2 separate regions of the Homo sapiens genome follow, and region 2 is linked to region 1. The links are chromatin loops, found by intact Hi-C in ENCODE. Cell type or tissue: PC-3. All regions are shown on one strand. Each heading gives the region's core, and the rest is flanking DNA. Links, peaks and the distances in the headings are about the cores only.

Region 1 (15,922 bases), core at 5,386-13,385:
AGCTACAGGAAGATGTGGTTTGCCTGGTACTTGGATGTTCTTTGTAGAATCTACAAGTTCATCTCCCAGGGGTCCAAATGCTCTTGGACCTAAAAAGCCCCCGGGAAAGAACTCTTCCAAGGGAAGAGATGGAGAGCCATACAAGCAGAAACCAAGTCTGAGTCCTAAGTCTTGGGGCTGCAAGAAAAGAACAAGAGAACAAGCCAAAAAAGTTGCCCACTAAACTCTCTATAGAAGGGGAGGAGGGCAGGTGTCATCACTACGTACTCTGAAGTCTCTGTTACAGGGTACTGGACTGAGGGAAGTTGCTAGACACTTTCCTCATTTCAAATTACTTGTAACCCCAGCAGTTCGATCAAAAAATATAACTCCGCAAGCTGATGGAAAGAAACGAATTTGGTGAAGAAAGCGCGGGAAAATACTGGTTAAACTAGTAAGAAAAAGATCGCAATAAAAAAGAATTTAAAGCGTGAGAACTGAAATCAGGAAGATGGCAGAATGAGAAGCAGAATAATTTGCCCCCTCTCTCTTGACTGAACCAAATGTAAAGACATCAGGTGGTAGAGATGTGGATACTAGTCCTTACAGTACTCTCTAAGAGTGCTATGGTTTTTCCTCGTCCCCACTCTATGCCCCAGGCATCTCCTCCAGGGCTTCAGCCAAGTTCTTGTTCAAGCACTTGAACAAACTAGATTCACTCCTGAATTAGCTTCAGGTGCTGCCCATAGACACTGCTATGGCCCACACTTGGACAATCCAGCTTGGTTTTCTTAATGTCTTAATTTCTTTTTCATGATCGTGAAAAAAATGCAATGAGTTTCTTTGAAGAAATATCTAAGATATATAAATTCAGAATATTCATAGTCCCTAAATCAAGACTGTATCATACAAAAACACCGATTCTTTTAAAATGCATGAATGAGTGAATGAGTGCATAAATAGTCAATAGTGCATAAATGCATGCATGAATGAATGAATGAGAGCATAAATAAGCAAATAAGGAAATATACTTCTAAAGCACATGTCAGGAAATGGATAAATTACGTTTCATGAAGTTTCAGATTGAATCAGGCAAACAGAATTGTAGATTTCTATGTCTGCCATGACTCAGTGTATAGCTTTGGGAAAACCTTGTAATTTCTCCATACTTCAGTTTCTCACCCTATAAAAGGAGTATATTGCTTGAAATTTAATTCCCTCACAGCAGTGAGAGTTTTGATTCAACGTTTATAAAACGTTTTTTAGCTTCCCTGATTAATAGGCAAAATACTGTGGTAGTTTGTATAATACATTTTCCAAAAAGGATAAAGGTAACTGGTCGAATCTGATGTAAAATAATACTTTACTCAAGAAATAAATATCAGTCATATTTATTACCTCTCCATTTCATTTGCTAAGTAATAAAAATTACTTCTAACAGAAAAGTATCAAATTAATATTCAAGCCAGTTGAAGTGTTATCATCACAGGCCTCACCTACGTTGGGGGAAGGAGAGTTGTTTTGTTTTTCCAGGCTACCCCACATGTTTATATGGTAAAGTCAGGAATGTTGGGCACAGTTTTGAAGGCCTCTAGCGTATTCATTGGTTTCTGGCATTCTAATGCACTCTACTCTTATAACCATAAAAGTACTCTTGAGTGCTTCTGGAAATATATAACAAATCCTTAATCAATTTAAGAGTGTTTTAACTGCATACATGAAATTTCTTGGGAGGAAAATATTAGCTATTCTACACACATACAGTACTTAAGTTAGCAAGAGAGTTCCTTCTGAAAGGCACAAAGCAGCTTCCCCATAGTAATATAATTTTCAGTTTTATATGTGTAAGTCCTATTGAATCCCTTAGAATAACAGGAAATTCTGCAGGAAAAAAAACCCCACAAAAATTGATAGCCATATTTATTCAATGCAAGAGGAATACATTAGCTATTCTGAGTTGGACTACTTTTTAAAGGCACTAGATAACCATTGAAGATTAATCAAAATCTTAACCAAAAACTACAAGAACTGAATATTCTGGAGACAGAATTTTCTACATATAAAAATCGAACAACAAAATCAACTGATTAATATACTTCATTTTAAAACTGTATCTATCAGATTACTTTAGCCAGCATTTGAGTAGCAATTTTCTGGATTTTGATGCATTAACTTTTATTTCCACATTAAACAGATTATAATAAGTAACAGATTTATAAATTAGTCATTGATATGACACAACTGATATTGTGACATGTATAATAATATTTATCAACACATTTATAATGGAGTAATGTCATTTATTACTTATACAATGTCTATACCTTTCATCTCTATGTTAAAAAGCTATCGTAATATATGTAAGGTGCTTAGAACTGTGCCTGGCACAGAGTAGGCTCTTACTAGAATAACAATATATCATTCCTCATAAGTTCTCACCAATCACATGAGAGTTAGAACCATTTCTCCTAATAATTCTGGTAAATATTTGATGGTACTAAGTAAAAAAAAATGTAGTGAATATAATATTACTGATTTATTTCTTCCTAACATTTGGGCTTACGAACCATAAGTAAATATAATATGCATTCATAAAAATGAATACTAAATATTCTTAAGTGAGAAACTAATTATATAAATTATATGTATATATTAAATATATATCGTTAATAGAATTATTTATCCTAATCATAGTGGAGTATTCCGATTACTATATGAGTTTCAAGGAATTTACTACTATAACCATTTTTCTTAACCAGAGCACAAATAATTACAAGGTTCAATTAAGTTGAAATTTTTGCACCTGGTTTTTGTGAGAAAGATGAGAATATTACCTTAAAGATGCAAGATTCATAAATCTTTTTAAAAAGCATTTTGGTATTTTCTATGGAAAATGCACATACATATTTATCTATTAATATTGCATCTAGAGTTTTATCTACAGATATTTTTGGCAGATGTACGAAGAGACATAAAAATCATCAGTGCAACATACTTAGTAATAGTAAAAATATGGAAGCAATGTAAACATACACCAAGAGGGGAACAGTGAAATTATGAAATATCTGCATACATTAAATAGAAGCACCCAAAACTATATGTACTGATGTGGAAAAATATTCAAGATTCAGCAGATCAAAAGCAAGTTTTAAGGAAATCAATGATCCTATTGGAGTTAAAAATGTAAAATGAAAATAAATTACATCCTCACATAGTTATTACATTTACACATATATAGAAAAAAAAATGCCTGAAAAGATGCACATCTAAGTATAACAACTTATCCTGATTTGCAGAGAATAAGAATGAGTAAATCCACTTTTTACTTTAAATATATCCGTATTTTTAAAACTTTTTAAGAAAGTATAACATATGCACAGTAAAATAAAATACATAAATCAAAAGTTGATCACTGATGAATTTTTATTGAATAAACACTTTCACATGACCAGCAACCAAACCAAGATAAAAGACATAATCAGCATTCCAAAGCCTCTCTCTTGCTCCCTCTGGTCATTCCTCTCAAAAGTAACCTCTATCATCTCTGTTTTAATATGTTATACAAAGTATGACTTATTTGTATTTTTTAAGTAACAGATTAAAAAAAAAAACTTGCTTTAGCAGCATGAATTTCCTTCTCTGAATATCAAATACACTCAGCATTTTATTCCAAGATATCAATTCAAACTATAACCTGAGCTTTTATAGTGGGCCAGGCACTGAACCAAATGTCTTTCCTGCATGAATTCAATTATTCCTTACAACTCCATGAGGCGAGTACTGTTATTATTCCCCATGTACACATGCTGGAACTATGGCTTACAGCCACTCAGAAAATTACATGACCAAAGTCACATCGCTGATGAGTGGCAGAGCCTGGATACACACAAAGGTAGTCTGATTCCAGCATTCTCAACTCCTCATCAGAAACAAACAAATAAAAATAAAGTGGTAAGATGTAGAGTTGGGAGCATGAAGTGTCCCCAGCATGAAGTTCTCTTTTTCTGTTTTGTTCTGAGTAAATGACTTAAGGTCTTAAGGTCACATAATACAACATCTCATCTGCAAAATGGAAGGGTTAGGCTAGATCTCTCTTCTGATCTGATCATCTGACGCTGATAAATAAAGTGACCCACTGAAACACAGAGCAAATATGCTTTGTCATGATGTAGTGCAATCATGTACTGCACTATGCTAAAAAATGACTCATACAAGAAAATAAAACCACAATTTTTGAAACTATTGGAAACAATAATCTTAATTTAATGTTATTTCTGGACATAGGAAGACTTTCCCCCCTAAATAAGCAAATTGGTGGTTTTTGAAGGGTCTTGCTCATCTTTGTATGGAAAATGCCTAAAAACAAACCACTAAAAACTAAACAAAATTTTTTTACTTCCTCAATTGTGCCTGAAAAAAAAGATGTAATTTCCCTCAGCAAAAGGCCACGTATATTTTTAATAGATACATCTGGGATTTTTGGTCCTCACATTTTGAAACACTGACACAAACAAATACAGAACATGCTTTCTCTCAAATGAAATCTATAATTCTGAGGGTTAAAAATTCTTCAAAATAACATGAAATCGATCTTAGCAGAAGGCAACCAAAGAGATCAAGGTCTGTTTCTGGAGAAAACTAGAATTATGAAGACCATAAACCTCAACGAGAAATCTGTCTTTTAAATGTCAGTTTATTGAAAATACCAATGTACGCCGGACATACCTGTTTTTCCACTAGAAAATCAGTAATACTTTGGTACAAATGAGGCTTTAAATAAGTTGGAGTAGAAAATAACCAATAAACCAGCTTTCATGACCACAAGCAAAAGAGAACCAGTTTTCCAAAAAGTTAACAGGATTCATCCTTTGCAGATGTCTGGTTTGGGACCTAATGCCCTTTAAAGATATGCATGGAATAGTGCAGTCACTTAATTTCCATTAACATCTCCAGGTGTTGAGGTTACGGAGGGAAAAAGATATGATCTCTCCCCTCTGTGAGTTCATAGTCTCTCTAGAAGACAGACACATACAATGAGCCCCAACACAATCTGCTGTTATATTAACAGTCCAAAAAAAGTGCTATGGTATTACACAGAGAAAAGAACTAATTCTGCCTGAGCCTTAAGGAAGGCTTCACAGAGGAGGTGACATTTGAGCTAAGCCTTGAAAGATGAGTAGATTATTATTATTATTATTATTTTGTCCAGGTAGGCAGCAAAAGAGCACTAGGCAAGTAGGTTAAGGGAGTTGGGGCCATGGAGGATAAGGGTGGTGAGAATATGCCAGGGAGAAAAAAGGAAGTGACTGACGGCATTATAAGAAATAAAATGTTCATAAGTAAGTCTTACCACATTAGGACCCACTATACAAAGAATCAACCTGAGAAAGGAGATATGTGACTTGAATACTCTGTGGGGTTCCTTGATTTATGAACCCAGGAAGTGCTCATTTGGAAAAATAGAACCTCTGGGTTTTTGGCCGTTCTCCAGTAACTAAAGGGCTACTAGGCTTCCCGTTCAATATCTGGCATAAAGTGCCTGGATGGACCTGTGGTTCGCTGTGCCTTCTTTGGACTTCCTGTCCATGAATGAAGCAGAACTCTCCTCCACTATCTGTGATTTAAACCCCTGTCTCAAATTCTCCGCAACACTCCCCGAGAACGGCCTCCACCTGTCATTGGGTTGCCCAGCACCCACTTTATCTCTCTGCTAACAAGGAGCTATGCAGGGTCCTTCTCCACCTAGGAAACAGAAAAATATTTTGGTCAAACACAGTATGCTGTATTTGCAGCCCTTTGCCACCTAAGCACACATTTCAAAATTAAAGCACAAATCAAAGGAAGTGAGAGAGAGAGAGTGAGTGTGTGTGTGTGTGTGTGTGTGTGTGTGTGTGTGTGTGTGTGTGTGTTTTCAAGTACCTCTACCCTGCCTACTTAGGCATCAATTAGTAAATGATGTGAAATCTCCAGGTTAGTCTGACTGCTTCCATGATTATCTACCTAATACAATTAAAGTACAACCACTAAATTAGACAATGCATAAGTGTGGAATTTCAAGTATCTTTGCAATTTCTAATAAGATAAAAATTATCTACTGTTTAGAACTCTTAAGAAAATTAGTCTAATCATATATTTATAATATTAATGTTTCATATTTCAGAATAATTTTGAAATTCAACCCAAAACTCATATGGGAAAAGTTATCCTCTCTCACTTTATGTGAACATTATTGTTCCCATTTTGTTCAAGTGATTTTTGAAATGTGTTTCATATATGCTTAAATTATGTAAGGGTGGTGCCCAAACAACAGTCAAATTTACTTACATCAATTATATATCATTTCATAGATAAAATGTATTGGTCAACATCAAACCCATAGAATGAGAACTTAAAAGTTTGGATCTGAGAATTCACAAAAGAGAGTTTTTACATGTAATATATTTATTTTTACTTTCTTCTAGCTGTACAAATGTTATTAACTCAAGATCTTGAACTTGTGGTTACAACTGAAAGCTACACATAATTCTTTTGAAAATTTCTCATTACAAACAAATAATTTAACTCACTAAGTATTTTAATCTTCAGCAGTTGTGATTATCAGTAACTTTACCTTTTCTAACACTACAGACTAAATAAAATAAAAGTTTCTTATTACTGAATATTTACCCACAGAAATGGAAAGGCAATGGTCATTATTTAAAAATAAATCCAAACTATCTACTGACAAATAACCGGAAGAAAAGACACATAGATGATTCAAATAAATATTTACTTCCTACATACTCTCTCTCAGGTATTCTGTTACTCCCACTCATATATTATTTCCAGAAAAGGAAAATATGCTGGAGATGGTCAATCTGTGTGAAGCGTATCTGTAAATCCCCTCTGTGCAAAGTTAATCTATCAACACAGACTAATGAGAATTGTTTGACTTCATGTTTAAACTTGGGAGGAAGGTATTAGGATTCTCCACACTTGACTGGAAATAGAACAATCCTCTTATGCAGAGCCCTGGGAGTTTTTTGACTATATCAAATGATATTAAGATCTGCTTAGGTTATGGGTTCTCAAGAAGAGGCAATTTTGCTCCCAGAGATCACCTGACAATGTCTGGAGACACCATCATTACCAGGGGAGGGAGGGTCCCTGGCATCCAGCGATGCCACTAAGCATCCTACCAGGCACAGGACAGTATCCCCTGAATAAATTATCCAGCCCAAAATGTCAATAACCAGAGCTTGAAAAACTCTTATTTAAATATACTGAAGAATTCAGGTACAACGTTATCATTTTTAAAACTATACAGATACACCTGGTAGCAGTTCCAGACAAGCTGTAAAAATGAGACCTTGACAATTAATATTTTAACTTTCCTTTTTCCTTCAGCCCCATCCTGCCACATAGCCATTATATCTGAATCCAAGTGATAAATTCTGTAAGTAGAGGTACTAATTACCTCCTACTGTCTCTCTAAAGGTAAGAATCATAGCAATATGTAAAGCTACCTTTTAAAAAGTTTACATTGAGTTCATCAGGCCCACTGACTATTGAAAATTATACAAATTCTCATAATTGGTACCTTACGGCTGAAAAAAAAGCAACTGAGGAAACTTAAATATTGGCTATAAAGTACTACCATTATACAACGTGCTTATAATTGCTTAAAGTAGTTAAGGAACCACACAGATTAAAGCTCTAAAACAATCTAGATTACTGTATGCGGAAATATTTACTAAAAGAAATATTACTGCACAACGTAAATGGCCAATGCCAACTGTTGAGCACCTATAGTGTCTTCTCTTAAGGCTCCAAATACAACCTCAGATTTGCCAAGATGACCCACAGTATCTAATTTATACTTGGACTACTGGACACTCCATTTATGGTCACCAATCCATAGCCCCCCAAAAAAGACCTTCAGCTCTAAATATCTCTGGAACATTTGGGGGTAATCTAATGAAAGATACCCAATCATAGTAATAACAACTGATACTCATATCAAGCACTACTCTAAATATATTTACATATATTTACTCATTGAATTCTCATCAGAACCCCATGAGGCATGTTCTGTTACACATGAGAAACTGAAGCAAAATCTGTTTCAGTAATGTGTTTGATGTTACAAACTCATCAATGTTAGAGCTGAGGTCTGAACCCAAGTGCCTGGCTCCATATTCTTCTTCCTTTTTATTTATTTATTTATTTTTGAGATGGAGTCTCACTCTGTTGTCCAGGCTGGAGTGCAATGGTGCAATCTCAGCTCACTGCAACCTCTGCCTTCTGGGTTCAAGTGATTCTCCTGCCTCAGCCTCCCGAGTAGCTGGGATTACAGGCGCCCACCACCACGCCCAGCTAATTTTTGTATTTTTAGTAGAGACGGGGTTTTGCCATTTTGGTCAGGCTGGTCTCGAACTCCTGACTTCAGGTGATCCATCCGCCTCGGCCTCCCAAAGTGCTGGGATTACAAGTGTGAGCCACCGCGCCCAGCCCCCATATTCTTTCTACTTACTCACTGTGCTATAAGAACTGAGTCTCTCAGATTTCAAGTACTATGAAATTACCGTATCTCCAGAGATTTTCAGGATCCTTGGCTTATCCACCAGATCACTGACTTCCCAGTGGTAAGAAATAAACACATTTCTACATTCACGTATACATACATATAACCTAAGCCTGGATTCACAGCTGCAATTCTACTGGGTTTATACCAAAACTCCCTGAGGTTGTTATTGAGGTAGTCCCACCTTGTAATAGTCACTGCCCTTCTCACTGTTCCCAGTCTCAAGGAGGGGATGTTCAGTGTCACAATCTCTGCTCTCATTCCCAGTACCTCTACTCATTCATTCAATGGGAATATAACAACTACCTACTGACTATATGTCCAGCAGTGCACTGTGCATTAGCGATACAGAAATGACAAATACAGCTAATCCTTCCAGTAAATTCTCAGCTTAAAGCAGGATTTAGACTAATGTAATCTATTACATTTCAATGTGGCAAGGGCTATGTTAAATGTAGAAGCTGGATGCTTTGGGAGTAACAAGAAAGAAACGTTCAACTCAGACTCTGGAGGTCAGAGGAACTTATCAGAGGAGCTAACATTTTGCACCTTAAGTATTGAAAAAGCAGTAGAAAAGATATTTGCAGGGGGAGAGGGGCGATGTTTTCCAGAGAAAAAGCATTCCACGCACAAAGAAATGAAGTGGAAATGTCCAAGGTGTATTTGAGAACTGCAGTTTTCCATACAGCTGGAAAAGAGAGTTGTTGTGAGTGGGGAGTGAGAGATGAGAAGAGCAACCTGAGCAAGGTTCTCAGTATGAAGGGTTATCTTCCCTGCAGAGAATTTTGGAATTTGCCCTATAGGCAGCAGGCAAATTTTTTAAGGAATTTTAAGTCCAGGAGGGACCTCATAAAAATCATGAACAAATGTGGTTGAATATCTTAGGGACGTGAGAGAGTGTTAGAGACAGCTTCAACACAGTCCAGAATGGGCCCCCAGGAGAGGCATCAAGATATTATAACTATATTTGTTATGACAACATTAATACGAACAAGTGTGTATAGGACAATTGTCCACCTAAAGCTAATTTGAATACCTGAGGATTAGACCTGTGACCTTGGTTACAATGATTCTCTCTCTAAATATTCCTGGGAATGGTATGTAAAAATATAAGAATACAATAAAAGCTCCAAAGTCTTCAAAGCCATGCAGAGTAGAAAAGAAATCTATCCATCCCACTCTAATTTTGCAAGTCTTCAGCAACACTGATAAGGAAAAAGCATTTAACAAGCATTTACCAAGTACCCACAACTTTGCTAACCATTTTCATGAACGAAACCTTTAAAAACTAAAGTCAACAATTAAGGGAAAAAACTAGACCTAAATTAAAATTCTTCATGAGTCAACTAAGAAAAATAACAGTACCATCATCTTATCAACTAAAGTTAATGCAAAAACAAACAAACAAAAAAAAAAACAAAATAAAACAGTAGAATTGCCGTTCTTGACAGGTTTATTGAGGTTTGCATGCTTAAGTTACCTACTAGAAGCATTGTTTTAGATTACTGGAAAACCTGCAAAAGGAAATCTGAATGTGATTCACCTACAACGTCATTAAATTTAGCAAGAATGACTTGAGTCATAACCGCACATGAATATACATTTGCATTCAAATGTAAGAGAAAAGAATTAGGTAATGTAGAGATCTGCTGATTCCCCCAAGTCATCATCACTTTCAACATACTGAAAACATTAAGTTAGAAATATTCAATCTCTTAATCAGAACATTCGGTTCTTTTCAAATCTTTTAACATTAGGGAGTTCAAAGTCAGAGGTGAAATGTAATGAATAGATCACTCCGTTGGGTATATGCAGAGGTCTGTGAATTGTATATATGACCTTGTGCATAATGAGCCCTCCCGGTATGTGGTACACCTACTTGATTAGGGATAGAATTTCAAACTCTGTACTGTTGCTTTTGTGAGTAGAATTAAACTTAATGGCACATGAATGTAAATTTTTATGATTTAATTGTAGTCTTTCACAAGAAATGTCCCTTTCATTTTAAAAAGAAAGGGGGAAAGGATAACAGAAATAGTAGCAATAATTTACGTGAAAATCTAAAGTCATGTCAAGTTAGGCCACTGCTGGTGTTTCTTCTTACAGTCTTTAAAGGAGGAAAGATGTTCTAATTAATAAAGTCAACCTTTGCAGGTACAAGTCCTTTGTGCCTCATTCAGACCTGTAACTACACACAGGGAACATTTTGATCAGTTTTAATTTTCTCAGTGCTAAATCGAATTTGAAGACTGGTTAATACGGATACTCAAGTTATAGAAGGGAGAGTAGACACACCTTTCTGCTGATATGTCACACTGGGAGATATTTTACCGTATCTGACAGTCTGTTTTTTAGTGATGCCACATGAACATGTTAGGGCAGGTACTCTGAATTAACCCCTTTTGTCAGAAGACTTGAATTTTTTTGCAGCAGTTTCCATACATTGAAGACACTTAGAGAGAACTCCAGAGGCGGCGGCCACCGTGAGAGGGTACTGTTGGTGAGTCATTCTCAGGCTACCTACATCCTGCTTCACCTAGAGCAGTGGCACATTTCTCTACTGGGCATATCATCAGTTTCCATTTAAATGAAAGGATCCGTGGCTGAGTATATAAGTAAATAAAAAAATGAAAACCACTGCTTCAGTGGAAAAATACTATAAAATTGTAAAACAGGTTATTAACAGCAAAAGTATTTACCTACAGAAAACCTTACACATGCGATAACCAGATAAATTGAATGTATTTCCAAAATATGGGCAGCTCCATTATAATTTAAACCTGCCTCCAGAAGTCCATCATGCACTCTTTAACTCTTCAAGCCTTATTAGTTGGTTCAACATAAATGTGCAGATTTGAGATTCAAAACCAGCATTAAAACAACAAAAAACAAAAACAAAGAAAATACAAAGTTGATAACATTTAACCAATTTGGATAAGGCTTGAAGAGCAAAGGAAGATTCCACATGTTAGTTAAATATTTAAAAGATCTGGTCATAAGTTCTTGATAATTGGGAAACATTACAAAATACAGCATTTCTCCAAATTCAGTCATTTGCTGTCCAGCCTTCATGACTGTGGTTATTTAGGCCATATTCTTGTTCACTGTTACTTAATACGTTTCTTCAGATACTTAATTTTTTTTCTTTGACTTCAATACTTTGTTTGGTCTTGTCTCAAACAATATTGCCCATGAAGTTACAGGTTTAATACAAAATTTAACAAATTTTTCTAATATCTAGTTATCCTTACATAAAATATAAGTATTATTAAAACAAAATGTTCAGGTACCACCTAAAAATGGTGGTATATGACTGATGGAAGCAAGAGCCCAGCACACGCTTAAGGATAAGGGTGCTGGCCTCATACTGGGGAGTTAGGATCCTGGCTCCACTGTGCTGCATGACTGGGTCTCAGCTTCCTTATCTGTAAAATAGGAATAACAAAAGTACCTAATTTACGGCATAGTTAAGAAGATTAAAATTAGCTAATCCATATAAATGCTTAAAACAGTGTTTTGCACGAAATTCCTGAGTAAATGCTAGCTATGATGTTATGATGGTGATAGTGATTAATATTATAGTAATAATGACAGCCAAATTGTAATTATCTAAAGACTACAGTGACCACTTTTATTTAAAAATACACTTTAGGATATAAATATACTCAAGAAAATATGCTCTCATATTTGACATCTACATTAATATATGCCTTGGTGATACAAAAGCTATTCCACATTGGTTTAACGCAATTTCACTTTGAAAATATTCATGTGATAATAGGAATCAGACTTTGCCTAAAAATTATAACCTAAATAAACTACCTGTGCAGAAAAAAAAAAACTAAAAAATTCTAACACGATAGAACATATAGGTCTTTCTCCTACTGTCCAAAAGTACGTTAAAATAAATTTACTTACTGTATGTAAATAAAAGCTTTAAAAATATGAACATACTGTATTAAAACATTTCATATTGGAAAAAAATGAGAATTTCTGGTATTTTAGAATGGTGTCTTTCTTCATCATCCATGCACTGAAATCTCAGGGTAAGAAAAGGGCCAGACCAACTCTGAAAGGTTTCAAATATCAAACTATACTATTGTGTCAGTACCCTAAGATCAATTAGCACCTTTCAATGACAAAAAAGGTTACAGTGAGACTCAGAGGTGCACTCTCTGAAACTGTCTCAAATCACTATATAAATGTGGTTTTGATAACACAAAATGGTTTCTATTTTAAATTAATCAGTTTCATCTCTTTTTCTGGAGGTGTGAAAGGGGTTAGGGGAGTAAGAATAGTAGTGTTCATTTTCAGTATCTCTTTACTAATAAAAAGATGGATGGAGAAACACTAAGAATGACAAATTTCAAGCGTAAAATGACATATCACCAAAGCATATATTAATGTACAGCTCCACAAGCAATATTGAGTGACAGTAATGTTTACAAAGTCTTCAAACCTCTTAAAAGCAATCAAAGTTGCTTGTACTTCTTTTGAATGTGTAACTCTTGTTCATTTTCTTCCACTTAAGTTCAAGCTAAATGACGCCAAGTTTGGCTCCAAAAATGATTTAATGACTATGCAGTGTCCCCTTCATTAAAACACATCTAACTATAAGATGCAGCATTACACATATTGCATCTCACCCATCTCCAGGGCAAATGCCTGAAACAGCATGTCATTTCTTAGTTTAGCAGGAAAAATTCATGAGAGAAGCAGGTACACTGCAATGCCACCCCATTCCCCTGGTGTTGATTTCCTTCACCTAGTAACCATTGTAATAAAATCCCCCAACTGTATTTCTGAATATAATTAGTTTAAGATACTCTACAGGGAGGCACGTTATAAGAGTTTAGCATTTAGTACATGTAAGAATAATATCCATTTAGAAAAAGAAACTGTCAAGATTATATTCTCACTGAAAAAAGAAGAAGGTGTTTTGATAGAGGTTTGTTCAGCTCTTCAATGAGAGGATTCAAAACGTCTCCTACTTTTGATAGCACACTTTTCTATTTATTTCTTAAATAAGTGATCTGAAATATTTACAACCAGACAGTACCTAATTTTAGGTTTTAAGTGCTTTAACAGCTCCATGAAATATGATCAGCAGCTGCAATACAGAACTATGGTGAATAAACTCCTTATAAAGAGGGGCCTGTTTTTACAGAATGTCCAGTGTTCTTGCATTTACCTAACAGAAAAAAATGATAATGAGAAAGCATAATACATACTTGCATTCTTAAATTACTTAACACTTAACTAAGTAGTGAAAAAGATTATCACCCCTCTTCTTGAAATCTGTATAAAAACTGTGAGTTTTTGTGGGGCAAAATAAGTTTGATTATTTGAAAGTTAGAATGTGAACTTCCTAACATTCTAACTTTTTATAACAATAGTCATCGTCTTTCTGTCATTCTATCTTTCTAAAAATCCTAAAAAATCTAATTCCAGTGCATAAAATGTTAAAATGAAATATCAAGCCATATAAATATATTTTTAGACACGACATCAGTCATTTAGAGCTTGCAACAGAGACTGAAAACATGAAATTGGATACTCTATTTCCCGTGGCTATGTAAAATTTATTTACACCCCAAAGTACAACATAAATAAAAAGGAAACTCTTAGAAATGGAGTACTTGTTTTTCCTTTTTTTTTTTTAACCCAAAGAGCCTTATTAAAAGAAAAAAATAAATTATAGCAAAATGACAAGTAACTCATCTGCCAGTCACCCGTCAAAAAAGAAACTTCTATGCAATTTTTTTCTCCAGCTTCTAGAAACCCTCTGAAATTCAGCATCTATTTTTCTTAACAATTAATAATTATTATTCCTTTTTATACAATCACTCCTTTTTATACAAATCTTAAGATTTTAAAAATTTTAAAACTTAAGCCTACTACTTAAAAGAAGTGTTAATTGTGAGTACATACATATATGTGAGACGTTTTATTTTGGAAATGAGAAATTCAATTTCAAATATTCAACAAATACTAATAAAAAGAAAACAACTGAGTAAATCTTATTTTAGTTATAATTGTGAACCAACCGGTAGTTACAATGGTCTTTAAATATTGAAACATACTATTTTCAGGAAATTTACAAAGGAAAACAGGCTTTTGAAAACCATATTGATTGTAGACCTTTACTTATTATGAAAGACAAGTACATATCACTAATAATCAGAGAAAGGAGACATTTTCAACAAATCTAATTATGTTGCTTTCAAAGCTGTAGCTGTCAAAGGTTTTAACATTCTTGTACAGTCATTCCTAAATACGGGTTTAACTTTGAATGACTTACAACTTTTAATCAGGTGGAACAAACTATTTTTACGGTTTATAACAATAAATGTGGGTGTAGTTATGTCTGCTTTCGATATTGTTGCCATAAAAATCAGATTCTGGCAGTCTTGCTCCACACAAAACAATCTGTCTCTTGTTACTACTGCTTTTTGTTTCTTGGGATAATGTTATTTTTAAAAATACACAAATGTCTTTGAATGCAGTCTCCTAAAACGCTCCGTATCACGTATCAAATATTTTTTGGGGGGATTCTCTCCCCACCCCCTCTAGTTTTTGGTTCTTCAGGTTTAAGCTTGCCAATAATATTTTAAAAGACAAAAAAAAAAAAAAAGGCACTGATTCTGCTTAAAACCAAACCGTACCCGGGAAAGGAATTCAAGTACAATCCCTTCCCTAAGGTTTTAAAAACAAAAACAACGCAACAAACAAAAAAACCATCGTCAACTTTCAATCCTGTCAGTCACCTACGTGTAAGTGAAACTTCAGAAGCTGCTGATGGGGAGCCCGCGGTTGTTAAACGCTCCTAAGACTCCCACCTAAATCCCGCAGGAGCCCGCACTGAAACTGACAAACACCCGAGGGTTCACAAAGTGGCCACAGATGAGAAGAGGAACAAAATGCCATATTCCAGGAGGTGTATTTCGCTCCAACAATTACGTTGATCCCAGGGTGCCAAGCCAAAAGGGGTAAGGGAGAAAGAAAACTGTTAAGTATGAGCCCTTAATGTGAAACCTAACCTGTTGGTTCTCTTAGGTATCAGATTTTGGAAGTGTCTGTAATGACAGCCAGGAAAGCAAACTAATGGCCAACGGCCCACTGGGTTTGAACACCAGAGTCCTGTTACCTCCTCACAGATCAAGTACACAACACACACACACACACACACACACACACACGAAGTTGCTCCACGTGGAACTGCTCTGGAACCAAAACACACGCCCGGGCGCTATTCTGCACCTTGGCAGAAAGGGCAGAGGGACCTGCACCTTCCTCCCCTGCCCTCAGGTTAAGATTCATGAATGACTCTCTAGGCCCGCTCGGGATGGCGGGGAGAGGCGCAGGAGACGCGGTGAGAGA
Region 2 (15,922 bases), core at 2,905-10,904, 150 kb after region 1:
CTGGTGACTAAGATCAGGTTAGAAGTTAGGACTGGAGAAGTAGAAATAGCCAGATGGTGATGAAAAAGAATTATGCTTAAAGTCTCATATTCCCGATCTTTATCGTGATTCTCAATGTACAACTTGGAATTGATGAAACTCAGTCATGTGAGCTGATACTTTCTTGAGTCCCTGAATCAAATAAGACAGTTATTAATAGTAAGCAAGTTCTCAGATGTTTTTGGTTCTAAGGTTTTAGCTGAGTGAAAGTATTAATAATAATGACAATAACCACATAAATAACTTGCATTTGAATAATGAGTTATAATTCTCAATGCCTTTTTCTTAGCATTATCATTTATTCCTCACAAAACCCAATGGGGTAGGCAGCAAACATATTAGCAATATCATTTTATACATGGTAAGCGTAAATTCTCAAAAATAAAACTTAGGTGATTCATCCAAAGCCATATTTGTAAAAGTCAATGGAGACAGGACTGCAACACAGACTTTATTCTTCGTTCAGTACATCCATGTATGTTCTCCATGTTATTTCAAAGTGATGTCTCTATTTGGAAACTGTAAACTAAGGGAAAACTGTCCAGTCTAGAAGTACATGTTTCCTTTGCCAACATCAAACACCATTCCACTGCCACGCTGCAGTGACTCAATCCATTCTGCTTTCAGGTTGAGTGTTCTGCTCATTGTAAAAAACTTCTTCGTGATCTGAAAGGTGAGACAGCAGTTGAGGGTTCTTATTCTCACTCTGCTCCCAACTGTCTTCTGATCATCTTTAAATTCCCATTTCCTATAGTGGAAGACTAGGGGAGAGGTGGGAATGGTTAATGGGTACCAAAAAAACTTGGAAAGAATGAATAAGACCTACTAGTTGATAACACAACAGGATGATTATAGTCAACAATAACTTTATTGTACATTTTTAAATAACTTAAAGAGTGTACCTGGAATGTTTGTAACTCAAAGGATAAATGCTTGAGGAGATGAATACCCCATCTCCAAGATTTGCTTATTTCACATTTCATGCCTGTGTCAAAACATCTCATGTATCCCATAAACATATACAACTGCTATGTGCCCAAACAATTAAAAATAAAAAACTAAGTAAATTCTCATTTCTCTTTCTTTCTGAGCACCTATGTAGTCTAGATGAAAGTAGACCTCTTATCAGCCCCTTTTTATCTCCTATCTCAACCCAGGAAATATTAAAACATTATTTCTAACACATTGGTCTCAATTTAGACCAACCTCAAATTGTACTTACCCTTTAAAAAGTTGTTTGATTCTAACCTTTCTTCAAGTTACTTTCCAGGCCATCTAATTTTCACACCCAACCTTCTTTTAAAAATTATATTCCCTATCTTCTTTCTTCTTCATCCTGCTCTTGCTTTCATCGTTTCATTAAATATTGTCATTCTTGCCAATCAAATTGTCTTCTTTCTTCCCATCCTCAGAGACTGCCAAAGCTTTCAGTCCTCCTTTTCTTTTGCACTGAACTCAGCCTATCCCTAGTGCTCCTATTACCAGTTTTCTTTCCAATCTAATCTTTCCTCACATTGTTGCAGAATGTTCTTTCCAGCCCAAACTGATTCTGACAGTCTCCAATGCAAAGCAATCTCTGTTGACTTCCATGACCTGCAATATGTAATCCAAATTCCTTAGCTTGGCATACAAGACCCATCACAAGCTGGTCCAAACCTCCTTTTTGCACTTTATTTCCTGCCTCAATCATTCTTTCTCCTTTCATGGCTCCATGCAGGTGCAAATGCTATTTCTTCTGCCTGGTAAATGCTCATTCATCCTCTAACACCCAGCTCAAGGGTCACCGTCTCCCATTCCCCTGTGTGATTCCAAACTATGTTGATTATACCCTTTCAACAGTTCTCGCCATATGGCAATACTGTTTTTCCACTTATGTGTCCGTCTCCCCAACTATGCTGTGTTTTGCTCACTGCTTGGCACATAGTAGGTTCTTTATAAACTTTTCAGTAAGTATTGATATGAATAAAGAAATTCATGAATGAAGTAAGGGAAGCAGGTAACTTTATAACATAAATATCAACATTTATGTCCTTTTATTCACCACGAGGGAATAAAAGTTCAACATTACAATAAATAACTTACATGAAAGTGTGTGTGTGTATACACACATTTGCCCCAGTAACTATTCCCTAAGTGTATTTCAACTACTGTAGTTTTAACAGCTGTCATATATGTAAATATTGCAATAAATTTGAGGTTGCAGTTTTATGGCATTGAAGTGAAAATGAAAAATTCCAGTGAAACACTATACTGCAGCAGTATCATAGAGGCTAAATATTATAGATCACTATCACAAGACGTAAAACCATGTGAAGTAGTGAACCTTTTTAACCTCTGATAAAAATGCACTGTTAAGGGATTAATAACATAGCTTTTATAAGATATAAGACACAAAAAGATAGATATAAGATATAAATCAGATGTAAAATGATAGGAGCATATCACAAAAAAGTAGATAAAATTGGATCAAGAAAACTAAATATTAAATAATATGTAAAAATTATTTCTCTATTCTTTTATCTTTTCAAATGTATCTGTAACATACATGTATTATTTTAATAATGGGAAAGACAAGTAAAAAATAGTGTGCTTACATAACTATAAGCTCTTTAAGTCAAAGAAACAGTTTAACCAGTGGCTAAATAAAATTTTTAGCTACTTAGATATTTTAATGTTATCATTAACAAATCTAATGTTTTTATATTTCTTTTAAAACAAGATTGTTTTCTTCTAATTTTAAGAAGAACTTATTTGTTGTGAATATCTGAAGGACAAAAAATTTAAATTACTCATAATTACACTAGCTACAGCAAGTGGAATTATGGCTTATTGACTAATTATGTCAATATATCCTCCTTATTCAGCCATTTAGCATATACATTTCTGTGTCCTTCTTTTATTTTAACCTATTAGTCTGTCTGAATTTCTGATTATTTCCTTAGGAAAGTTAGTCTTTGTATGGAGATGATTCCCAAATTTACATCTCCAGTCCTGACCTTTCCACTGAGTTCCAAATATAAGCTCACATATAAAAGTTCTTCCTTAATGGCTTCAGGCATTTCAAAATCTAGGAGGCATCTCAAAGTCAATGGGGCCAAAGCAACAACTGATTCCCCTGCCACATTTCCCTGTTGAAACTGTCCCTCCCAAATGTTCCCATGTCATAAGAGATCCCCCAACATGGGTAGGCCCATTTGCTTAGGTCAATAATCCATGGGTCGTTCTTAATTTCTCTCACTGCAGCTTCCTCCATCCAAGAGCTATCGGCACCTCATTCAAAATGTGCCCTTCAAAGCTTTTTATCTCTCCTGGTGCCTGCCACACTCTAGTGTAGTCTCCATCATCTCGTCTCTAGACTGCTTCAGTAATCTTCTCATTAGCTTTCCTACTTGAAATCCTGCCGCCCTATGAAGCCTGTTCAAGAGTACACCACAATACGAATGGTTTTGACTTGTAACACGACTTGAAAATGTCAATCATCACACTGAGACTGAGAGCTAAGCTTTTAGATGTGCCATCTAAGGCCCATGCCTACCCCTTGCGCTCTTCCCATCAGTACTTTGCTGGTAAATGTTAAAAAGTGGGAGTAATAAAAGTCCTGGTTTGTAGCATTTGCTGATTACTCTGGTGTACATACTCCTCTGGTATAAATCCTTACTGATTTCAAGCTACCAGCGTGATGTCACTGACCATGCTATTGAAAAGAGATGTTTGTAATCAGCTCTTAGAGGCAATATGAACAGGCCACAGCACATCACTGGGACCCAGCACACTGGGTCTTTTTGTTCCCACTGCACACTCTTCTGCTTTAGAGCCTTTGCATCTCTTCCACCAGGACCACACGTGGCTGGTTACATATTGTTATTCGATTATCAGCTGAAATATCACCTGTGGTAATTAATTTGATGAGTCAACTTGGGTAGGCTACAGTGCTCACTTGCCTGGTCAAATAAGAGCAAAACCAACTTGCTTGGTCTTCATTGCCGTGAAGATAAATTAGGTGGGATTAGCATTTAAGTCAGTAGACTTTGAGTAAAACATCTCATCCTCCATAATATGAGCGAGGCTCATCCAACAGTTGAAGACCTTAAGAGAAAAGACTGAGGTCCCCGAAGAAGAAGAAATTCTGCCTGCAGACTGATTTCAGATGCAGTAGTACAACATCAATCCTTCCTTGGGTTTCCAGCCTGCTGGTCTGCCCTGCAGATTTCAGACTTGCCTGCTCCCACAGTCATGTGAGTCAATTTCTTTTTCTTTTCTTTTTTTTTTTTTGAGACAGAGTCTCGCTCTGTCGCCCAGGCTGGAGTGCAGTGGCACAATCTCGGCTCACTGCAAGCTCCGTCTCCTGGGTTCACGCCATTCTCTTGCCTCAGCCTCCAGAGTAGCTGGGACTACAGGCGCCTGCCACCAGGGTCAATTTCTTAAAATAAACCTTTCTCTGTCTTTGTTTCTCTCTCTCTACACACACACATATGTATGCACGTAAGTATGTAACTATCTATCTATCTATATATCTATCTGTCTATCTAGAGATATGTATACACACACTATTAAAATGTATATACATCCTACTGGTTGTTTTTCTGGAGAACGCTCACTAATACATCACCTCTTCAAAGAGAGTGTCCCTGACAACCCCTGGTCACTCTTTAACATATTACTCCAATTTATTTTCTTCACTCTACATGTCACTTTCTATAATATCTTACTTATTTGTTTATGTACATGGTTATTGTCTATTCTCTCTTGGCCCCACTAGAATGAAAGTACCATAAGAACAAGTACCTGGACTGCCTTGTTAATTGCTGTATCTGTCATCTCCTTTGCCTGTCATAAAGTGGTGCTTTTCAAAAGTGTGGTCAATGAGTAATACTAAGAAATGTAGTTAGGGGGTCAAAGAAGATATTTTTAAAAATGTAAGACTCTTGGTACTTTAAATGCTTTATAGAAAGCTTGTATCAATTAGAACTGTCATCAGTGTCAGTATTAGAGTGACTATCTCAATATTCTCTCATTTACATCCTGCATTACTATTTTGGACAAGTTCTGCTAATATAACCAACCCCTTAACCATCCTTTATGTCCTACTAGTCCACTACTCAAAAGAACATCATCGGATTAGACAACCTGACATACACATGTGGCTCACAGCATGATACAAAACACCTCTTTACTTTCCTTCTAAATGACCAACTGTGCATACTGAGGCTATCTCAGACAGACATTAGAGAGTCATCCTCCCCTTCCCACTATCTCAGTTTTATTTTTTTCTCTCCATCCTAGTCCTGGGGTCAAAGAGGGATCTCCAGTAGCATTGCAATCCTGCAAAATAGGAGGGAATCAAGAAAAACAGCTCCTCCAGACCCAGGCTCACAGCAAAACATTAACACAGCAATGAATCTGCTCTTATAAAAGGATACTTGTTCTCTGTCTCTTCCCTGTACTTGAAGAGTAGCTTGTTATTGTAGCTCTGTATTACATTTTTAATAACCAGTAAAGCAAGCCCCCCAGAATACCTCTTCAAGCATTTCTTTGATTTTTTATCCTTTATTCTTTCTATTATTCTCAGACTATGGTCTCGGAAGGGAAGTTGGGTGAGCAAACCCGTCTAGTATAGGGTTGGGCTGGCGGGTGGGATGGAGGATGTGTGAAATCCCATTGTATATCCCCTTGTCCTCACTAATCCAGCAGACAAAGTGATATCTCATTTTAAGTTGGTAACATGTTTTATTATATTTAGTAGTCACAAATATTTTCCTCATCTGTGAGCTCTTATTTAGAAACACTTGGACCTCTTTCCTATTGGCAAACTTACTGGTTGGCATGAGCTCTATTTAATGACATAACCCTTTGTCATTTTTCTGAAAATACTTTTCGAATTTATTGCTGATCCCTTAATTTTGCTTATGAAAGGATTTAATGTATCACAGCTTGGGCTTTTTATATTGATTTTTTTCTTCTTTAGTGATTACTTCTTTTTCTGAAATCTGGAATTATATTATTATTTATATAAATTATGTATCATTTTATTTTTTGACATTAATTTTTAATTTATCTGAAATGTGTTTGGTTATAATATTTGAAGATAGTTTATTTAATCTACTGTTACAGCAGCATTCATTATATATCTTTGTAATTTATTTGATTTTTCGATTGTATTTTTATTTAATGATTTTATTTGGTTTATTGGAGTTTTGTTTATTTGTTTGCTTATGGTTATTTGCAGTGGTACTGTTGTCATATAGAAAATACTTATCATAATTAGGACTTGTTTCTAGTTTTTTTTCCTATTTCTTGAATCTGCCTTTTGATTCTTGAATCTAAACCACTCTGCCTTGTTAATGTGGCCCTGTATTACATTTTTAATAACCAATAGATCAAGTCCCCCAGAATACCTCTTCAAACATTTCTTTGATTTTTTATCTTTTATTCTTTTATTATATGCATCTTCAACAGGTGCTACGAACTCAAGAAAATCCCACTAGGAGTCCCACTGTCATACACTATATCTAGAACCTAATATGAGAAAAATGTCTGCCTTTAAAATGTCGAGGCTCTTATCTAGCAGCACGAAAAGATTACTGACTCTTAATTAAAATAAAAAATTATGGTAAAGATATTAAATGAATAGGTGATAGGTGAAAACTATAGAGATAATTTTGGGTAAATACCTGATTTCTGGATCCAGGCCATAATACCAATCTTCCCATCTCCCACCTTCACACAATTGAACATTCTGATTCTTACTGAGCACATATTCTTCGTGATGAAAACGATTTTGTCTTCTTTCAACACTCAGTTGTATATGCTACACATTCAGATACCTGATGTAAATTTTTGACCTTGCGTCTACAACATACAACAAAGTTGAAATGAAAAAATCATTTCAACTTTCATTTGAAGTGTGAAGGAAGCATTATATATCTTGTAATACAGGAAGGAGATTACCAAAGGAAAGAGGAAAATGATCAAATTAAGCAAATCTCATAACTCTCTTCTTTAAACAGAGGGGTAAACCAAAGCTAAAAGCATTCCAATGCATGACTCAATTCTCCTCTTGATCTTGTATAGTTAAAGATTGTGTATTCACAGAAGGCTCACTTCACTAAGGAAACCACAGTGAATCTATTATGCAGGAGCTCTTATTTCAGGATGTTGCTGCAAGAATTCCTTAGGGTTTTTCCTGTAACCTTGAGCAACCTCTTTAAACATCATTCACCAGTCACACACAACTATATATAATCATACATTACAAGACAAAAAAAAATTTCCCTTACTTTCAATTAGATTAGAAAGCCATATTTTTCTCAAAAACATTTTTAGTCCTTTTACCCCAAAGTTTATAATTACTTCTTTTATTTATGATTGTATGGAACAACTACAATTCTTAAATTAAGAGGATTTTTCAATGAACTCTAACCTTTCTATTGCAGTGCAAGCATAAATACTCAATTGTTGTTTGATTATTTATCAAGGGCTGGGCTGTGGGCTTAAAGTTTCCCATTGCATTTTGTAATTTACTAGATGTTTTGGAAATATAAGAACAAAGGATAGCCAGAACTCCAGAAAAATGTGGTATCTGATGAAAATATGGGAGTTTTAAATCTTACTATTTCCCCAAATTAATTTGCTTATAACCAATTTCCTTCTCACTTAGAAAAAAAATATATCCTGGCCCCTAACTAAAGAGTCAAATATTAGAAAATGCTTCACAGGAGCATAAATACTGGAATTCCTCAGAAAAACAAAATTCTTCTTTAAGTGGGATTAGAACCCTATTAATTCATTGGATAATGACAATTCTGTTTTTTCCTTTACTCTTGCAAGAGTGCAATGATTGCACCTCTTTCAATCTAAGAAATAATTGCACCACTATTGTTTTATCATGATATAATACCTGTGTTTGCCTGTCAAATACAGTATATTGAGTTGAGAACTAAGTTTGAGAAAAGTAGTATATAATACGGCTAACGTCCCCTTCAAGTCCTAGAATAAAAACTTTAGACCTTCTTAGAGATAACTGTTAACAGTTAGGAATTCTGACATTACCACACATTTTTTTACAAACAATAAAGGTGTAAAAAGTAATTTATCATTTTTGAAAATAATAAATAATAAATGTGTATGTACAGATAATAGCAGGAAAAATCTGTATGTACACATTTATTATTTGTAAAAAAATGTATATACATATTTATTATTTGTAAAAACTAAGAGCATCATGAACCTCATAGTGTCTAGTAAATATATAAATTGTTTTTAAAGCCTCTATTAGTGATACAGGATCAGATCAAGATTATTAAAAGTGAAAATGAATTTGGTACAACGAAATTACTTCTTGGAGGCAGCATGTTATGAAACTCTTATCATGCTCTGTAGTTTAACTGGAAGAGTTTCTACAGTTTAGGATAGAACTGGAAAGACTTCACATAATAATTGATGAAGACATCTGAATAGCTGGTATTAAGGATACATTCACACTTTACTTCTTTCATTGCCAGAACTTTTAGGCCATCCGTAGAAGCAGTAAACTTTACTAAGGTATTTAGACAATAGAAATATTCAGGAAAAATAAAGATGCACATTCTGGAAAAAAAAAAACAGTTCAAATCATGTTTAAAACAATTGTGTTTACGCACAAGGAAAGAAAAAATAAAATTTAAAGCATGAGATAATTAAGTGGCTTTTGTGGACTGTTACACATTACCTGTAACAAAGGGGAATAAAGTCATTGAGGCTTTTTTTTAATGAATAAACATATTTTTATAAAACATGAAAAATTTCTGAAAACCAATAACAAAGATATCTGGTGTGTGCGACATCAACATTCATTTGACACATTTTTTATTACAAATTTAATATATACTAGATTATACTCAAAAACTTCCAAAGTTTCCATTGCCTCCTAGAGTCATGATTCTCAATTCTAGCCTAGAAAGCTTTTTTTAAATGCTTTTGTCTGAGTCTCTTTCTTGGATAATTCAGTCAGTATCTCTGAAGGTGGAGCCCAGGTATTGGTGTTTTAATAAGAGTTCCCCAGGTAAATCTAATGTCCAGCAGGCTCCCATTATTTTCCTATATGAGTGTATATGTCACTCTGTATGATTTAATAACTACATTTGCCTTGCATTTTCCAATCTCTAGACACATCTTTGCTAATGCTTTTCCTTCTGTGGACTTCTCATCCCTCATACCAAAGTTTAACCGCTTGTTAAGACCTTCACAAGACACTAACAGCTATTGAGTGTTCAATCTTCCCATTCTATAGAAGTATTTACATCCCATACTGTACTTCACAGCCAAGTGGAGAAAGTGAGTAAGCTAAAGGCAAGAGTAAAACGGGGCTTGATAACAAGGGTAGAGGGTGCTGTGAGAAAGCACATAGTAAGAGCACCTGACTCAGACTTGGAAATCTAGGAAAGCTCCTAAGGAGCTGGGGCCTGAGGGATGAGTGAAAGTCAGGAGAGGAAAAGAGCATGTTCAGAACAAGAAAGAGCATGTGTGGTGGCTTAGAGTCAAGAGACAACATGGGTTATAGAGCAGGAAGTGCTCTCTATATATAAGGTGGGAAGTGGTTGTTGGCAAGTCTAGAGGGAAAAACAGAGGCCAGGTTATGCAGATAGTGTCAGTTTCTGTTAAGAGCTTGGGTTTTAATTAAGGAACAACAGTGAGCTAGGGAAGAGTTTTAAGAAGAGGGTTAGCACAATAACAAGCAGTTTAGAAAGATCACGTTTGCTGTGGTGTAGAGGCAAAATTGATTTGGGTGGGAGCAAGGCTGGAGACAGGGAAACCAGTCAGAAGGTTTTTGCAATAATCAAGATGAAAGATTATGGTGGCATGAGCTGGGCAGTGCCAGTGGCTTGGGCTGTGACACTGTCTGGCACACAGCTGCAAATGCAGGATCGTTCTTTGTAGAGAACTCCCTAGAGAGCAGAAGAAAAAGTTTCCAGAGCCATCTGTATGGAAGTGGTGGCTTAAGCCATGGAAGTAGAAGAGTTTTCCAAAGAAAAAAAATTAGAAGAAGGTAAAGGACAGAACCTTAGGGAGTGCTGACATTTAAGGGAAGAGTCAAGAAGAGGCATGAAATAAAGAACAGGCAAGTACTGAAGGGAAGCAACTTAATCATGTATTGACTAAGGCAAGATTTTTGGACTCCTCCTTGGCAAACTTGTCCACTGGTACCTAATCAGGCATCTGATCAGGTAGCACAGCCATCTTTTATTGCATTATATTGTGTATCTGTGAATTATTATTCACAAAACTGGAGTATAGATTCATTTAATTTTGCATACCTTGTCTTAAACATGCAGAAGTTGGGTTCAGTGTAGCACATCTTGGTGTCACCCCTATAAAATATTAGTAGAAAAAAAGAAACTGAAGACCAGAAATGTTAACAAAAATAATAAAAAAAGAAGGGAGGCAGAAGACGACGATAGCAGGAAAAAATATAGTTTTAACAATTGATAGAGATGAGGAATAATAAACACAGTCCCTAGAATTTTATTAAGATGGCATCTGTAAAGAAAGAGGTTTCTCTGACTTTCCAGACAGGACAGGTTATATGCTCCCAGGCACTGTGTGATTCACCTTTGTAGCATGCTTCGAAATTGTTATAAAATACCTAATTATATAACTAGTTAAAGCGTGCTCCCAACTCGGGCTGGAATATAAGCATCTAGAGACCCAGGGCCATATTTGTGTCTCCAGCTACTAGAATAATATCTGACAGGTGGAACATGCTCATTAACTAGTTATTGAATAAATGGGGGAGGATAAAGAGATCTCACGTAGAAAGCACTGAAAGAGAAAGTACAAGATGAAGGGAGGTGGGATTCAGAGAGATGAGAAGTATGGCCCAGAATGCAGGAGTCAACAACTGTTGTAACTTGAAAAAGCACTAATCATAGGGTGGCCATATGTCCTGGTTTGCCGAGGACGTCTCCAGTTGACACCTGTTCCCTCAGTGTAATTATTAAAAGTGCCCCCTTTCATTCTCAAAAGAGTCTCAGTTGTTGTGATGAATAAATATCTAGAACATTTAACTAGATATTTGAATGGAACATCAGATAAAGAAAAAAATATATATGTGTGTTTAAAAAATACAACTTTAGTTATATTTCATTTGGGGTGAAAGTTTATGGTGAGCAAAATAGTATAGAAATTAGCATACTATACCAATTTAATTATAAAATTTAAGATTTATTAGAATTCACTGATCTCTCTTTATTTGACTAATGTTTAGTCAAATAGTTTTTTAATTGTTTAATTTTAAGAATATAAACTTGGTCACAAGGTCCTGATTTTGTATTCTCAAACGCTATTTTCACCATGACACAATGAAACGTTTTGGAGTATAACTCTGCTTTTGATAGAAGGCACTACCAGGCTGTTCTCCTACTTCAAACAGCTGTCTGTAAACCCCACTCTTGAACATCAACCACCTAAATTTGCAAAGCCCTGGGAATTCTTTGGATCAAAGCATCTTTTAACTGAACAACACTATTATCAATTTGAATGTGAATTTGAAAGTTTGCCTGGTGGGTAGAATTGAATTGCCCTGCTGATTTTATTAAGCTGATCAAACTTCACTATCTTGTAGCAATTCTTTTCTATCTACTGTTCAGGATAAACAGATTCTCAAACTAATCCCAGAAAATACTGAGTAATAACTTTTCATTTCAGTGTGGGCCATGACAGGCACAGGTGAGGAGAGTTAATCAGTTGCAGGCTGTTCTGCTGCTCAAAGCAGCCAGAAATCCCTCTAGAATCTTGTTATTCCACAGCAGATGCCCCAGTTTGAGGAATAGTTGAAATTTTTTCCCTGCCCAGAGATGCTATGAATTTGTCTTATTCATTTTGTATCCACACTATCTGGTATATAGTAGTGGCTCATTATAAAATGTTCTGGCTTTTTTTTTTCAGCTTATTTAGCAAGTTTTTGTTTTTGTTTTGTTGTTTAGACACAAGGGTCTTGCTCTGTTGCCCAGACTGGAGTGCAGTGGCACAATCATAGCTCACTGCAGCCTCAAACTACTGGGTTCAGGTGATCCTCTTTTCTCAGCCTCTTGAGTAGCTGGGACTACATGCACACATACCACACCCAGCTAATTTTTAAAAAAAATTGTAGGGAGGGTGTCTCGCTATGTTGACCAGGCTGGTCTTGAACTTCTGGCCTCAAACAATCCTTCTGCCTTGGCCTTCCAAAGTACTGGGATTACAGGCTTGAGCCACTGCGCCTGGTGATTTAACAAGTTTTTTATACAATTTAGCAAAATTTATATAATGTGGCAAACAGAGCACTTACAAACATTTGTTGAACTGCTGAAATTGTTATCCACTGATTTCCCTGGAAAAGGATTTGAGAAGGCTCGTATGAAAGTCATTTATAGGTTTTTTTAAGAATTAATTGAGGTCATATTTTTGAAAATTATTGTTGACCTTACAGTTTTTCATAACTATGAGCCTTATTTTTATTATAATCATCATGCCAACACTTAGAGAATCAAAGTTACATAGTGAAGGAATAGTGTAGAGGTCATTGCATCCACATGAAATAGCTTCCATCCTCCTCAAAGTCCTTGGCTAGTCTTCAGCCTGATCATACCTGGGCCCTTACTTACTAAGCAGGGTGCTTTCAACTACTGCAGATCAGGGTTAATTCATTTCCGTTCCTGGTTCTGTTACTCACTAATTGTGTGAATGCAGAGAAGCCTATTGTTTGCTGAGTCTCATTTTTTTCATCTATAAAATGCTACCATTGTCTGCGCTTCTACGCTCCCATAAGACCTTACAGTTGCCTCTGTTATCTGAGCTGAGATTTATTGATTTCTCACTGTGTCAGATGCTGTTCTAAGCTTTTTATATCTAACTCATTAATGGAAACAAAAACTCTGTAAGCTTTTCTGTTTTCTTCCCTTTTTCTCTCCCTCCCTACCTCTCTTATTCCTTCTTCCTTCCTCGCATAACAAGTATATATATATATACATATATATGAGTATATATATATATTCTTCCTCCTATAACAAATATATATCCAAAGTTATACAGCTGCTATGAAATAGAGCCAGAACTCAAGCAATATGGTGCCAAAAATTCAAACTCTAACCACTTATTTTATTTTTCGTTTTAATTAAATGAGTGCACATCTTTTCTGACCACTAAAATGAGAGTTTCTTAAGACCAAGGACTGTATTTTATTAATATTTTATCTGCCTTATACCCAATTGTTTAGTTGGTATGGGGCACATAGTAGGTATGCCATGAATATTTGCCAAATATACAGCTGAGTATTTGCCCTGCTATCTCAAAAGGATCACCTATCACTCCTGTGATTAGGTTATGTTATGTGGCAAAGGTAAAGAGATTTTTTAGGTGAATTAAGGTCACTAATCTGTTGACTTTGAGACAGTCAAAAGAGAGGTTATGCTGGGTGAGCCTGACCTAATCAGTTGAGCCCTTTAAAACAGACTCAGCCAGGCATGGTGGCTCATGCCTGTAATCCCAGTACTTTGGGAGGCCAAGGCAGGCGGATCACCTGAGGTCAGGAGTTTGAGACCAGCCTGGCCAACGTGGCAAAACCCCATCTCTAATAAAAGTAGAAAAATTAGCTGGGCGTGGTACTGCATACCTGTAATCCCAGCTACTCAGGAGGCTGAGTCATGAGACTTGCTTGAACCTGGGAGGCGGAGGTTACAGTGAGCCGGGATCGCACCACTGTGCTCCAGGCAGAGTGACAGGGCCACTCTGTCTCAAAAATAAAAATAATAAAATAAAAGAGACTCAAAGTAGCAGCCAGAGAAGCACCTACTGGCCTTGAAGGAGCAAACTTCTGTGATGTGCAGAGGAATCACATGACAGGAAATGGCAGATGGTCTCCAGGAGCTGGAGACTTCAGTCGTATGTCACCAGAAACTGAATTCTGCCAACGCTCAGTGAACTTGAAAGAGAGTCATGAGGCTTAGACAAAAATCATGTGCATGGCTAATACCTTGATTTTAGCCTGGTGACACCTTAAGCAGAGATCCAGCTAAACTCATGACCAGACTCCTGCAGACCGTCAGTTAATAAATGTATGTTGCTTTTAGCTGTTAAATTTGTCATAATTTGTTGTCAACAGTGAAAACTAATCCAGAGCCACTCTAACATTAAAATTTGGGTTTTGTTGAATTTCTAGAATTGTGTGTTATGATTGGAAATATGAATTGACTTTGGAAGAGAGAAGTAAAAAGGCTGCCCTTCCATGGCATCCATCAGCATTGGTCTGTACAACTTTCTCATGTTTTATTTTTTTCCGCTTTACTCCAGATCCCCACTGCTATTCCAGCCCCCAATGGGCACCCTCTTTCATGTTGTAATATATATCTTTGGCTATGTAATGATCCTCACACAATACAGTGTTATTGAGCAATTGTGTGTGTGTGTGTGTGTGTGTGCTCTTAATTCATATAAATGATATTGTGTAATACTTCTCATTCTACTTCTAACTTTATTCTCTCAAGCTTATGATTTCAAAATGTAGCCACATTGGTACTATTCATTATTATCTAAAATTCATCTGCCACTTATCTATTTCCCTAGGTTTTGGACCTTTACCTAGCTTCCAACTGCCTTCTTCCACCAACATTACTGTGGTAAGTATCTTCAAACATGTCTGTGTATGCTGGAGAAATATACTCAAAAGGGGTATTGACTGATCGTAGGGTATGTGTTTACGTGGTTTTATTAGGTGCTGTCAGATTGCTTTCTGGAAGGCTAGCTTACATTTCAACCAGCAGTGCAGGAGAGTTCCTGTTTCTGCATAATCTTACTAAAACTTAGTGTTGTTTAATTATTTTTTTTTTTAGTTTATTCAATTTGATGGCTGTAAAATCTTACCTAATTAGCTGTTTGAATTTCCCCTTCTGTGACATTCCAATTCATGTACTTTACCTATTCTCTTTCATTCTTTCTCTCCCTCAGTCTCTTTTTTCTTCTCCCTCCCTCCCTTCCTTCCTTTCTCTCTCTCGCTTCCTTCCTTTTTTATTTTAATTTGCAGAAGTTTCTTATACATTCTGATATTGATCTCTTTTCACATGTATTATCATTATATTTACCAATTCTGTCACCTATGTATTTAATCCTCAATTTTAATGCATCAATTATTTTCTTATGATTGAGACTCTGGGGGCAATTTTTGTAAAAGCCTTTCCCACCACAGAATCACAATTTTTCCTTTCACATTTAGTTTTTTATTTAATTTGAAATTTATTTTTGTATGCAATATGAGGAAGGCACCTAATCTTACTTTTCCTCCTATGGACTTCTCATCCCTCATACCAAAGTTTAACCACTTGTTAAGACCTTTACAAGACACTAACAGTAATTTCCCTCAACACATTCAATTAGCAATCTATTTTTCCCCACTAATTTGTGGTATCATCTTTTATTATATATCAAGTACAATAAACAGATATAATTTCTGGGCTATCCATTCTACTTTTTGAGTCTGTTTGTTTCTGTGCTAGTGCCTCAGTGATTATTTTTTAAAATAATTGTTAAGTCTGAGTCCTATAAGAAGCAGACACAAAGATGGAGAGAGGGCTGGGAGCTAGGGGAGTCATCAGACCATCATGCCAGTCTGACCTCGAGTGGAGAGGCTATGGAAGGAAAGAAGAAAGGTTGCCAAAAACCCTCTTGGGCTGCTGTGCAGTTTTAAGGAGAGTTTGTTAAGGTTGTTGGAGAGTCCTGGAGCCAAAGCTGCCTATTAGAAGCCTTTCATGTCCTCCAGTATTGGGCTTACCCTACTATTCCCACCATGCTTAATGCTTGAGTAGGAGCAAGCCTATTCTCAGGCACAAATGCACCAACATGGTAAAGCATTTCAGAGTGCAGCACCTAGGGACTG

What was found. Peaks named below come from ENCODE experiments on the same cell type or tissue, not always from the same donor. Only the 100,000 strongest peaks of a DNase experiment are listed, where the experiment ranks them.
Region 2: a loop joins it to region 1, with 12 times the contacts of the local background. A loop is called at or near these places in 2 of 110 quality-filtered maps.

The regions. Positions count from the first base shown.
Region 1 is chr6:133,242,909-133,258,830 of GRCh38, reverse strand. The region is part of intron 1 of EYA4 (EYA transcriptional coactivator and phosphatase 4); the gene reads right to left. It overlaps LOC124901231 (serine/arginine repetitive matrix protein 1-like), which reads left to right and starts at 5,237. Exons shown (of 3, transcript XM_047419612.1): 1 at 5,237-5,318. The coding sequence starts at 5,237. RefSeq lists an enhancer at 15,344-15,922. In PC-3, for the core only: no CTCF peak of the experiment used is centred there; DNase peaks (open chromatin) are centred at 10,110 and 11,070; H3K4me3 peaks cover 853 bases; H3K27ac peaks cover 3,904 bases.
Region 2 is chr6:133,090,973-133,106,894 of GRCh38, reverse strand. LINC00326 (long intergenic non-protein coding RNA 326) reads right to left here. Exons shown (of 4, transcript NR_026969.1): 2 at 10,332-10,385; 3 at 6,711-6,888; 4 at 317-800. Among named protein-coding and RNA genes, the nearest start is that of LINC00326, 11 kb to the right of the region's middle. In PC-3, for the core only: no CTCF peak of the experiment used is centred there; DNase peaks (open chromatin) are centred at 4,854 and 7,154; H3K4me3 peaks cover 580 bases; H3K27ac peaks cover 3,592 bases.